2 separate regions of the Homo sapiens genome follow, and region 2 is linked to region 1. The links are chromatin loops, found by intact Hi-C in ENCODE. Cell type or tissue: transverse colon. All regions are shown on one strand. Each heading gives the region's core, and the rest is flanking DNA. Links, peaks and the distances in the headings are about the cores only.

Region 1 (5,376 bases), core at 155-5,154:
GTAGACAAGAACCTGTTTCTCTCTGTTCCCACATTTCCAGTGGTCTGAACAACTTCCACCACACTATCCATTCTCCAGGGGCGTGTGGACCTTCCTTTAGCAGATGTTAAGTTTCCCCCTATTCACAGGCCTGATTCTGAGCTCTCTACTCTGTTCTATGGATCTGTTTTTCTGTTCTTGCAGCAGTCCCACAGTTTTTTTAAAATTATTTTATTTTTATTAGTATGCATTTGTAATATCTCTTAATATCTGGAAGCTTGGGTTCTCCTTCTTCAATCTTTTATTTAAAAATTGACCTAGCTTGGATAGGGCATGGTGGCTTATGCCTGTAATCCCAGCACTTTGGGAGGCTGAGGCAGGCAGATCACTTGAGGTCAGGAGTTTGAGACCAGCCTGGCCAACATGGTGAAACCCCATCTATACTAAAAATACAAAAATTAGTTGGGTGTGGTGGTGCACACCTGTAATCCCAGCTACTTGGGAGGCTGAGGCACAAGAATCGCTTGAACGCAGGAAGTGGAGGTTGCAGTGAGCTGAGATCAGGCCACTGCACTCCAGCCTGGGTGACAGAGTGAGAATCCATCTCAAAAAAAAAAAAAAAATTGACCTAGCCCTTGATGAACTTTAAAATTCCTTCAATTAGAATAAGATTTCAAAGTTCCAAAAAGAATCCAGCTAGATTTTTATTAATTGCATGAAGTATATTGATTAGTTTAGAAATAATTGACACCTTTACAACATATGGTCATCCCACCCTACAGTGTGGAGTGGAGATTATTTATTCAAATAACTTTATAAGCCCTTTGTAGAGATGTTTTTTTCCTGCTTTTGTTACCTCTTTATATAATTTTAAATACTTTTTCACACAAACAAATGAACACTTTTGTTTTTGAGATGGAGTTGCTCTGCCTCCCAAACTGGAGTGCGGTGGAGTGATCTCGGCTCACTGCAACCTCTGCCTCTCAGGTTCGAGGGATTCTCCTGCCTCAGCCTCCTGAGTAGCTGGGACTACAGGTGCCCACCACCATGCGTGGCTAATTTTTGTGTTTTTAGTAGAGATGGGATTTCACCATGTTGGTCAGGCTGGTGTGGAACTCCTGACCTCAAGTGATCCTCCTGCCTCAGGCTTCCAAAGTGCTGGGATTACAGGAGTGAGCCACTGCACCCCGCCGGAATGAATACTTTTAAGAGACACCCTCTGAATATTGTTTTGCTCAGAAATACCTCTAAAAACACCAGGTCAACTTTTCTTCTAGTAGTTTTGTGACTTTGGTTTTCTAATGCTTACATCTTTGTTGCTTCTGGAATTAATTTTGTTATAGGACTGAGGGTCAGAGGGAGGTGGTGAGAGGGTCTCCAGGGGCAGCAGGAGGGCCGTGTATGCTCTCTGGATAATTGTTGGGTGTTTCCTTAGGGACGACCTGGCCCAGTTGCCCTTCCTGACCATGTGCCTGAAGGAGAGCCTGCGGTTGCATCCCCCAATCCCTACATTCGCCCGCGGCTGCACCCAGGACGTGGTGCTCCCAGACAGCCGAGTCATCCCCAAAGGTGCCCTCCATGGCAGGGGAGGAGGGTCCTGGGCAGGGCGGTGGTCCCAGCAGGCAGCTCGGACCTTGTTCTTACTGTCCTCTCCTGCACGACAGGGAATGTCTGTAACATCAACATCTTCGCAATCCATCACAACCCCTCAGTCTGGCCAGACCCTGAGGTGCTGCCCCTCCCTGTTTCTCCATCCCCCGGGCCTGGTCGGGGGAGGGGTCTTGTCCCGGAAAACCAGATACTCCCTCTCTACTCCACCCACATCTGTTTTATGTGGGGGTGGCTGGGTGTCCTGAGAGGCCCCATCAGCAGCCTTAACTTGCCTCCACCCCAGGTCTATGACCCCTTCCGCTTCGACCCAGAAAACGCCCAGAAGAGGTCACCTATGGCTTTTATTCCTTTCTCGGCGGGGCCCAGGTGAGGCCAGGGGGTGTCTGAGGTGGGCATGGGCTGAGGGTGGCACAGATGGCTGCCTTGTCAGATGCCTGACTTGTAGGACCACGTGTTTCTGTGATAGGGGTTTTAAAGAAGATCCTAGGAAAAAGGGTGTGCTCAGAGCCTCCTGCCCCGTCTGGTTTCAGTTGGGGCTGGGGTCTGGGCTAGGCTCTGGGAATATGCAAGCCCACATGGGGGTCCCAGACCCAGCTTCCCCCCTGTCTGCCCAAGGTGATCTGGGTGGGGTTGGGGGTTCCGGGCCTGGTTCCTGGCGCAGTGGGGCCGGGATCTGGGTCCTGGGTGCAGTCAGACCTTCCACCTTGGCCCCCAGGAACTGCATCGGGCAGAAGTTCGCGATGGCAGAGATGAAGGTGGTCCTGGCGCTCACGCTGCTGCGCTTCCGCATCCTGCCCGACCACAGGGAGCCACGCAGGACGCCGGAGATTGTTTTGCGTGCGGAGGACGGACTTTGGCTGCGAGTAGAACCCCTGGGCTGAGGCCTGCAGTGACCCACCCACCTACCTTTGCATCACCTACCTTTGCACCAACTACCTTTTCAGATTTCCGGTAATAAATCTGTGTTGGCCCCTGTGCCTCAGTCCCGCGGATGGCCAGTAGGGGGCGCTGGAGGACTGCGGGGATCTAGGGCCTGGCTGGGAAGAGGCGGGGAGATGTCTCTGTGCCCAAGATACTCACTGCCTCTCTGGGTGAGCACAGGAGCCCCGTGCTGAGGGTGGGATCTCCCAGAGTCTAAGTAAAGACTTTTTCCCCCCCAAAATAATTGTGTATTCTGATATAAATTTTTGCCAATTTAGAATCCCTGTTTTTTAGCTAGGTGCATAGCAGCCTGAAATACAGATCACATTTGAAAGCCTTTCTTGAAGCTCAATTGGTTAAGTGACTGTGGCTGTCCCATGTGTAGAAGCCAAAGATTATGTGGTAATTCTGGTAACCTTTCTTAAGAGAAAGCTGCTACAGTCTGTCTGCTCAGTCCTCCCCTCTTCCTTCCTGCTGCTTGGAAGATTTTTTTTTTTTTTTGAGACATGGTGTCTCTCGTCGCCCAGGCCGGAGTGCAGTGGCTCACTGCAACCTCCACCTCCTGGGTTCAAGTGATTCTCCTGACTCAGTCGCCTGAGTAGATAGGATAACAGGCGCCTACCACCACACCCGGCTAATTGTATTTTTAGTACAGATGGGGTTTTGCTATGTTGGCCAGGCTGGTCTCAAACTCCTGGCCTCAAGTGATCAGCCCACCTCAGCCTCCCAAAGTGCCAGAATTGCAGGTGTGAGAATAAAAATTCTTGAGTTTCAATGTTTATTTTAGAATCAGGTGCTAACATGCAAATTTATTACAAAGGTATATTGCATCATGCTGAGGTTTGGAGTATGAATGACTCCATCACCCATGTAGTGAGCATAGTATCTAATAGGCAGTTTTTCAGCTTTTCCCCCTCCCTGCTTCCCCTGTCTAGTAGTCCCCAGGATCTGTTGTTCCCATCTTTATTACCATGTGTATCCAATGCATACCTCCCACTTATAAGTGAGAACATGCAATATTTTGTTTTCTGTTCCTGCATTAGTTTGCTTAGGATAATGGCCCCCAGCTGCATCTATGTTGCTGCAAACGACATGATTTTGTACTTTTTAATGACTGCATAGTATTTCATGGTGTATTTCTACACATTTTCTTTATCCACTCCACCATTGATGGGCACCTGTGTTGATTCAGCATCTTCGCTATTGTGATTAGAGCTGCGATAAACATGTGGATGCTTGTGTCTTTTTGGCAGAATGATTTATTTTCTTTTGGGTGTATACCCAGTCGTGGGATTGCTAGGTCAAATGGTAGTTCAACTCTCAATTCTCTGAGAAATATCCTAACTGCTCTCCACACTCCATTAGTTTAGTGGCTGAACTAATTTATATTTCCACCAACAGTGTATAAATGTTCCTTTTTCTCCATAGCCTTGGCAACATCTGCTATTTTTTGACTTTTTAACAAATTGCTTGCAAGATTGATGTGGCCTCTGGAGCTCCATCTTGGCTCATGAGGACAGGGACTGCTATTTAGGGCAGATGGGGCAGATGGCTAGAAGCAGTCAGGGTCTATGACCCTAGATCCATGCTGTGACCTGAATGTTTATGTAGCCCCCAAATCCATACATTGAAGCCTAGTCTGCATATGGTGGTATTAAGAGGGGAGGCCTTTGGGAGGTGATTAAGTTGTGAGGGCTCTGCCTTCGTAAGTGAGATTACCCCTTATAACAGAGACCTGAGGGAGCTTGTTTGCCCCTTCCACCATGTAAAGACACGTGCAAGGTGCCATCTATGAGGAACAGGCCCTTAGTTGACACTGAACCTGCAGGCACCTTGATCTTGGACTTCCCAGCCTCCAAAATTGTAAGCAATAAATACCTGTTGTTTATAAACTACCTAGTGTAAGTTATGTTGTCATAGCAGCCTGAATGGGCTAAGATAATCCATATCCCCTTGGAATTGTACTAAACATCACCTTGAAGTTGTATTATAAATGTCAGAATCCCAGTCTGCTATTCACTAGCTGATTGGCTTGGGGAAAACTTGTTTATCTCTGTAGCCCTGGTTTTGTTTACCACTTAATAGTATTCACCTCATTGGGCTGCTGGAAGACTGAACAAGCCAGTATCTACAACATCCCTGAGCCACATCTGTTGGGTATTAGCGGTCCATGAGGGTTAATTGCCTCTCTTTCTCTTCTTTTTGCATCACATTTGAAGTTTTGACATTTTAAAAAATCGCAAGAGGTTGCTTCAAGCTTTGGGATGCATGGCAACCTTCTCTTGAGGAAAATTCATTCGAATGTTTTGTGTGCTCAAAATATCCGTTATTACATCCGAGAATCTACAGTGGACTTTGGTGAAAGGTTGGCCCAAAGCTTAGAACGGAAAAAATTAATTTTTCCAGAGAGGCACGACTCAGAATTTATTCCTGTCTAAAAAGTTCAGGTCATGAAGGTTTTCAAGTGAGAGGAAGGTAGAGGGTGTGGGCTGGGCGGGGGGCGGGCGGGGGGGGGGAGGGGCCGCCCCTTTCAGCACCAGGGACAGCGGCTGCACCTGGACTTTCCCCTGTCTGACTGTAGGGGGCTCCTGCGGGGCGCAGAGTCCAAGGACTGAGCGCTTTTCAGGGGCCCATAGATTGGGAACCTGGAAGGATTATTGGCTGCAAAATAAGAATGGAACATTGCAAAACGAAATAAATAACTATTTAATATATTCTATGCTGAAAGTCAATTTTTCTTCCCTTTAAAGTTTAAGTTTCATAAATAATGCATGCTTATAGAAGAAATTGCAAGAAATAAAAATCATCCATAATTTCAAAATGTCAGAATAATCACTGTTTATATTTTCTTGCATATGCTTCCAG
Region 2 (5,376 bases), core at 299-5,298, 190 kb after region 1:
TGAGGAAGGAAGAAAGGAGGGAGGGAGGCAGGAAGGAAGGAGAGTGAGGGAGGAAAGAAGGAGAGTGAGGAAGGAAGGAAGAAAGGGAGGGAGGGAGGCAGGAAGGAAGGAAGGAGAGTGAGGGAGGAAAGAAGGAGAGTGAGATAGGAAGAAACGAGGGAGGGAGGAATGGAGGGAGGAAGGAAGGGAGGGAGGGAGAAACCTTGAGAGGACAGGAGCCGATCACGTCTGTAGGAGGTAGCTGAGGGCTGCATGTAACACCGTCTGGAATGATGGGATGCAGAATGCAGCTAAAAGGGTAGTCCAGTCATTCTGGAAAAATCAAAACCATGGAGACAGCAAAAGATCAGTGGCTTCCAGGGGACCAGTGGGTGAGAGGGAGGGATGAATGGGTGGGGCACAGAGGGTTTTTAAGACAGTGTAACTATGTTGTGTGATACTGTCATGGTAGATACAGGACATTGTGCATTTGTCAAAACCCAGAGAATGTACAGCCCCAAGAGTGAACTCTAATGTAACTGTGGATTTCAGTCAATGACAATGTGTCAACACTGGTTCATCAGTTGTAACAGATTAATGGTAAAAAAAAAAAAAAATCCCAGTTGCTAATTATAGGGGAAATTGTGTGCAGGCGGAGAGAGGGTATATGGAGATTCTCTGCAGTATCTATCTGCTCTATGTTCTGTAAATCTGAAACTGCTCTTAAAATAAAGTCTATTAATTTTAAAAAGTAAAACAAAACCAAACCCATGGTGGATGTGGGACTAGGATAGCAGCGAGGAGGATTTAGAGCTTCTGGGCATTGATTCACCAGCAGAACATCCAGTGGGTTCCTCTGTAGGTAAAACAGAGAGAGAGAAAGGTAGGAAGAGAAAGAGAGAGATGGGGATAGAGAGAGAGGCAGGGGAAGAGAGAGAGAGAGAGAGAGAGAGAGGAGGCGAGGGAGAAACAGAGAGAGAGAGGTGGGGAGAGAAAGAAAGAGAGGTGGGGAGAGAGAAAGAGAGAGACAGAGAGGTGGAGACACAGAGAGATGTGGGGAAAGAGCACACACAGAGAGAGAGAGAGATGGAGGGAGAGAGAGAAGTGGGGAGATAGAGAGTGGGAGGTGGGGGGAGAGAGAGAGAGAAGGACAGGGAGAAAGACACAGAGAGAGGTGGGGAGAGAGAAGTGGGGAGAGAGACACAGAGAGTGTGGGAGGTGGGGAGAGAGAGGGTTGGGGAAAGAGAGAGAGAGACAGAGAGAAGGGTGGGGAGAGAGAGAGAAGTGGAGAGAGAGGGAGGTGGGAAGAGAAACAGAGAGAGGAAAGAGAGGTAGGGAGAAAGAGAGGACAGAGGGGAAAGAGAAGAAAAAGGTGAGAAGAAAGAGAGAGAGCAAGCAAGCCCACTGTCTAGCACTGACAGGAACACCCGGTGGGGCCAGTTCTCCACTCAGAGACTCTAGGGCTAAGCGTGGCTGTGGACAAGTCCTGCCACAGACATCCCTAGAGCAGGGTTTCCTGCCTTCAGCATTAGGGACGCTAGGGGCGAATCATTCTCTCTCAGAGGGGTGTCCTGTGCACTGCAGGAGACTGAGCAGCATTCTTGGTCTCCACCCACCAGATAGATACCAGCAGCACTCCCCAGTCACGACAATCAGAAATGTCCTTATACGTTGTCACGTGTCTCCTGGGTGACAGCATCACTCCATGGGCCAGGCCTGTCTTGTCTCTGAGACCCCATCTGGCCTTAACTCTCACCCATCCTGGCTCTCTCTTCTTAGTGAAGCTGTCTGGCCTCCCCTCTCTTCCACTTAAGCCACCACTTCCCTCTCTTTTCTCTCCATCTTCTCATCCCCAGCTCCTAACCATTCCCTCACCACCTGCTCCCATTGACGCCTCCCTTGTGTGTGTGTGTGTGTGTGTGTGTGTGTGTGTGTGAGAGAGAGAGAGAGAGAGAGAGAGAGAGAGAGAGAGAGAGAGAGAGAGAGAGACAGGGTATCCCTCTGTCACCCAGGCTGGAGTGCAGAGGCACAATCACAGCTCACTGCAGCCTTAACTTCCTGGGCTCAAGCAATCCTCCCACCTCAATCTCTGGAGTAGCTACAGGTGCCTGCCATTCCTGGCCAATTTTTGTATTTTTTTGTACAGACAGGGTCTCACTATGCTGCCCAGGCTGGCCTCAAACTCTTGGACTCAAGTGATCCTCCCACCTTGGCCTCCCAAAGTGCTGGGATTGCAGGCATGAGCCACTGCACCCGGCCCACCCTGATTCTTTACACCCTGGGGTGGTGGCTGGAGCTTCTGAACCCTGAATCCTCTTTCTCTCTTTTCTCCGCCTCTTCCCAATCCTTTTTCCGTAGACTTCTTGCCTGGACAGACCGAGAAGAGAGGTTAAAATCAAACCATCACCTTGGGTCACATTGAGCATTGGCTGTCTTCTCTCTGCACCTGTTACCTCCCCCATCCAAGGGACCTACCTCATGAGGCAGCAGGAGCTCTAAAGAAGGCAAGTCCTGGCTGGGCACGATGGCTCATGCCTGTAATCCCAGTACTTTGGGAAGCCGAGGCGGGTGGATCACGAGATCAGGAGTTCAAGACCAGCCTGTCCAGCATGGTGAAACCCCTGTCTCTACTAAAAATACAAAAAATTAGCCAGGCATGGTGGCACGCACCTGTAGTCCCAGCTACTCAGGAGGCTGAGGGAGAAGAATCGCTTGAACCTGGCAGGCGGAGGTTGCAGTGAGCCGAGATTGCGCCACTGCACTCCAGCCTGGGCTACAGAGCGAGATTCCGTCTCAAAAAAAAAAAAAAAAAAATAGAAGAAGGTAAGTCCTGCTAAGCAAACAGCACACTGACTAAGACGTGGTGAGTGGCCTCTGCCTGTCACCCACTGCCCTGTAGACTCACATTGCTAAAGGAGTAATATAAACAGGTGGTTTCTTGGAGTCCCTGGCAGGTGCTGGTTCCCCAGGTCTCTCCTGGTCAGGTGGCTGAGAGGGGAGGTGACTCACCTGGGACTCCAGGCATCTGCTTCTGCTTCATCCCAGTAGGAGGCTCTAGTTTGGAGTTTCTCCACAGGTGGGAGCTGACCAGGTGTGGGCTGCACCAAGCAGCCACACCAGCTGAGCCGGGGGCTTGACTGAGCCCAAATGCGATTATTTATCCCTCCCTGACTCCCTGCCCACCGGCTTCCCTCGCTGTGGTCCTACTGTCTCTGTCTCCGCTACAGGGATGCTGGGACCCCAGGGACCCTGCCAGAGAGGAGGCAACCTCAGGGAATCTGTATCCTCACTTTCCCATTCCCCCCGCCTGCCAGGGGTGAGTCAATTCCCTGAGCTTGTCAAGAGCTTGAGCAGAGTCTAGTGCTCTACAGATTTGGGGTTTGGGCCCATGACTGTTGAAATTGACAGGAGGGCAGCCCTGCCATTGCCCCCAGGGACTGCAGAGGCTGCCTTGATATGCCCCGTCACCTTCATTCTTCTCCAACTGGGTCATTTGCCCAACTAAATGTCCTTTAAAATAATTTTTTAAAACCAACACACACACACGTATTTGTTTTTATTTTTATTTTTTGAGACAGGGTCTAGCTCTGTTGCCCAGGCTGGAGTGCAGTGGTGTGATTATGGCTCACTGCAGCCTCAACCTCCCAGGCTCAAATGATTCTCCTGCCTCAGCCTCCTGAGCAGCTGGGAGTAAAGGTGCTTGCCACCACACCTGGGCTAAGTTTTAATTTTTCTGTAGAGATGGGGTCTCGCTTTGTTGCCCAGGCTGGTCTTGAGCTCCTTGGCTCAAGGGATCCTCCCACCTTGACCTCTCAAAGTGCTGGGATTACAGCTGTGAGCCACCATGCCTGGCCTGTTTCTTCTTATTATGTAATTGAAATGCTACATACAAAGCAGCAAACCATGCAATGGCCAGCCAGGCAATCGTGACGGTGAATTTAATGGGTATCCCTTCAGATCTTCATGAGCATGTAGGATGTGAAAACAATGCAAACCCATAAAATCAGAGTTCTGTTGTGCATTATTGTTGCTTTCGCTTCGTTCTGCTTTTGAGGTGAAATTCACATAAAATAATCAACCACTTTAAAGTATACAATTCCCTGGGATTGAATGCATTCACAATGTTGTGTGGCCGCCGCCTCTGTCTAGTTCCAAAATGTTTTCATCACCTAATACCCATTAGCAGCCACTCCCCTACCCCACCCAGTCCTTCAAAACCACCAATTTGTTTTCTGGCTCTGGCTCTATGGACTTACCTATTCTAGACATTTCATATAAATGGGACTATATACTACTATATATAACGATGCATTATGATTGCCCCTGTGAGTAGCCACGGCACTCCAGCCATTTTGTCAACACAAAAATGTCGACATTGCCAAGACTGAGAAACTTTGGTCTGCATAAACTCACACAGAGTTCACTCTAAGACGCTGAGTGAAAAACCAAGTTACGGAAAGATATCTACGGGAGAATCAGATCTGCATTTTAAAAACACACAAAATGGTTTGACAGTTTATCAAAAAGTTAACATAGAAATTATCAAAGGACTCAGCAATTTCACTCCTAGGTATACACCCAAAAGAATGGAAAAGGATTCAAACAAATCCTTGGACATCAAATGTGCATAGCAGCACTGTTCACAGTAGCCAAACGGTATTTTTTAATTTTTCTGTAGAGAGTAGGATTTCACTTTGTTTCTCAGGCTGCTCTTGGAACTCCTGGGCTTAAGCGATTCTCCTGCCTTGACCTCCCAAAGTGCTTGGATTGCAGGTGTGAGCCACTGGACATGGCCTGATCCAAACGTCTATCAATGGCAGATCCAAATGTCTATTAATAAATAAATGGATAAACAAAGTGTGGTATAATCATATAATGGCTATTATTCAGCCACAGAAAGGAATAACATCCCAGTCCAGGCCACAGTAGAGATGAACGTTGAAAACATGTGCTATGTGAAAGGAGCTAGGCTTTTAATTTTATGGATAATTCCATACAAATGATATCTCTTTGATACACTGATTTCTTTTCTTTGGAGTATATACTTAAGTAGTGGCATTTCTGGATCATATGATAGCTCTATGTTTAGTTTTCTGAGAAACCGCCATACTATTATCCATAGTGGTTGTATTAATTTACTTTCCCACCAAAAAATCATGAGGGTTCCCTTTTCTCAGCATCCTCCCAGGCATTCCTTATTGCCTGTCTTCTGGATAAATGCCATCTTAACTGGGTTGAGACATTATCTTGTAGTGTTGATTTGCATTTCTCTCATGATCAGTGAGGTTGAGCATCTTTTAATATGCCTGTTTGCCATGTGTATGTCTTCTTTTCAGAAATGTTTATTCAGATCTTTGGCCCATTTTAAAATCAGATCATTAATTTTTTTCCTATTGA

The links. A loop is a pair of places that touch in the nucleus more often than their neighbours do. Peaks named below come from ENCODE experiments on the same cell type or tissue, not always from the same donor. Only the 100,000 strongest peaks of a DNase experiment are listed, where the experiment ranks them.
Region 2: a loop joins it to region 1, with 9 times the contacts of the local background. A loop is called at or near these places in 42 of 110 quality-filtered maps.

Annotation. Positions count from the first base shown.
Region 1 is chr19:15,626,888-15,632,263 of GRCh38, forward strand. It overlaps CYP4F8 (cytochrome P450 family 4 subfamily F member 8), which reads left to right. Exons shown (of 13, transcript NM_007253.4): 10 at 1,415-1,548; 11 at 1,644-1,708; 12 at 1,874-1,956; 13 at 2,306-3,752. The coding sequence ends at 2,471. Among named protein-coding and RNA genes, the nearest start is that of CYP4F3, 11 kb to the right of the region's middle. RefSeq lists a silencer at 2,679-2,728. In transverse colon, for the core only: a CTCF peak has its summit at 2,583 (motif pointing right); a DNase peak (open chromatin) is centred at 2,594; H3K4me3 peaks cover 230 bases; H3K27me3 peaks cover 444 bases.
Region 2 is chr19:15,812,567-15,817,942 of GRCh38, forward strand. OR10H1 (olfactory receptor family 10 subfamily H member 1) reads right to left here and starts at 3,098. Exons shown (of 4, transcript NM_013940.4): 1 at 2,989-3,098; 2 at 1-312. In transverse colon, for the core only: no CTCF peak of the experiment used is centred there; no DNase peak of the experiment used is centred there; H3K27me3 peaks cover 3,554 bases.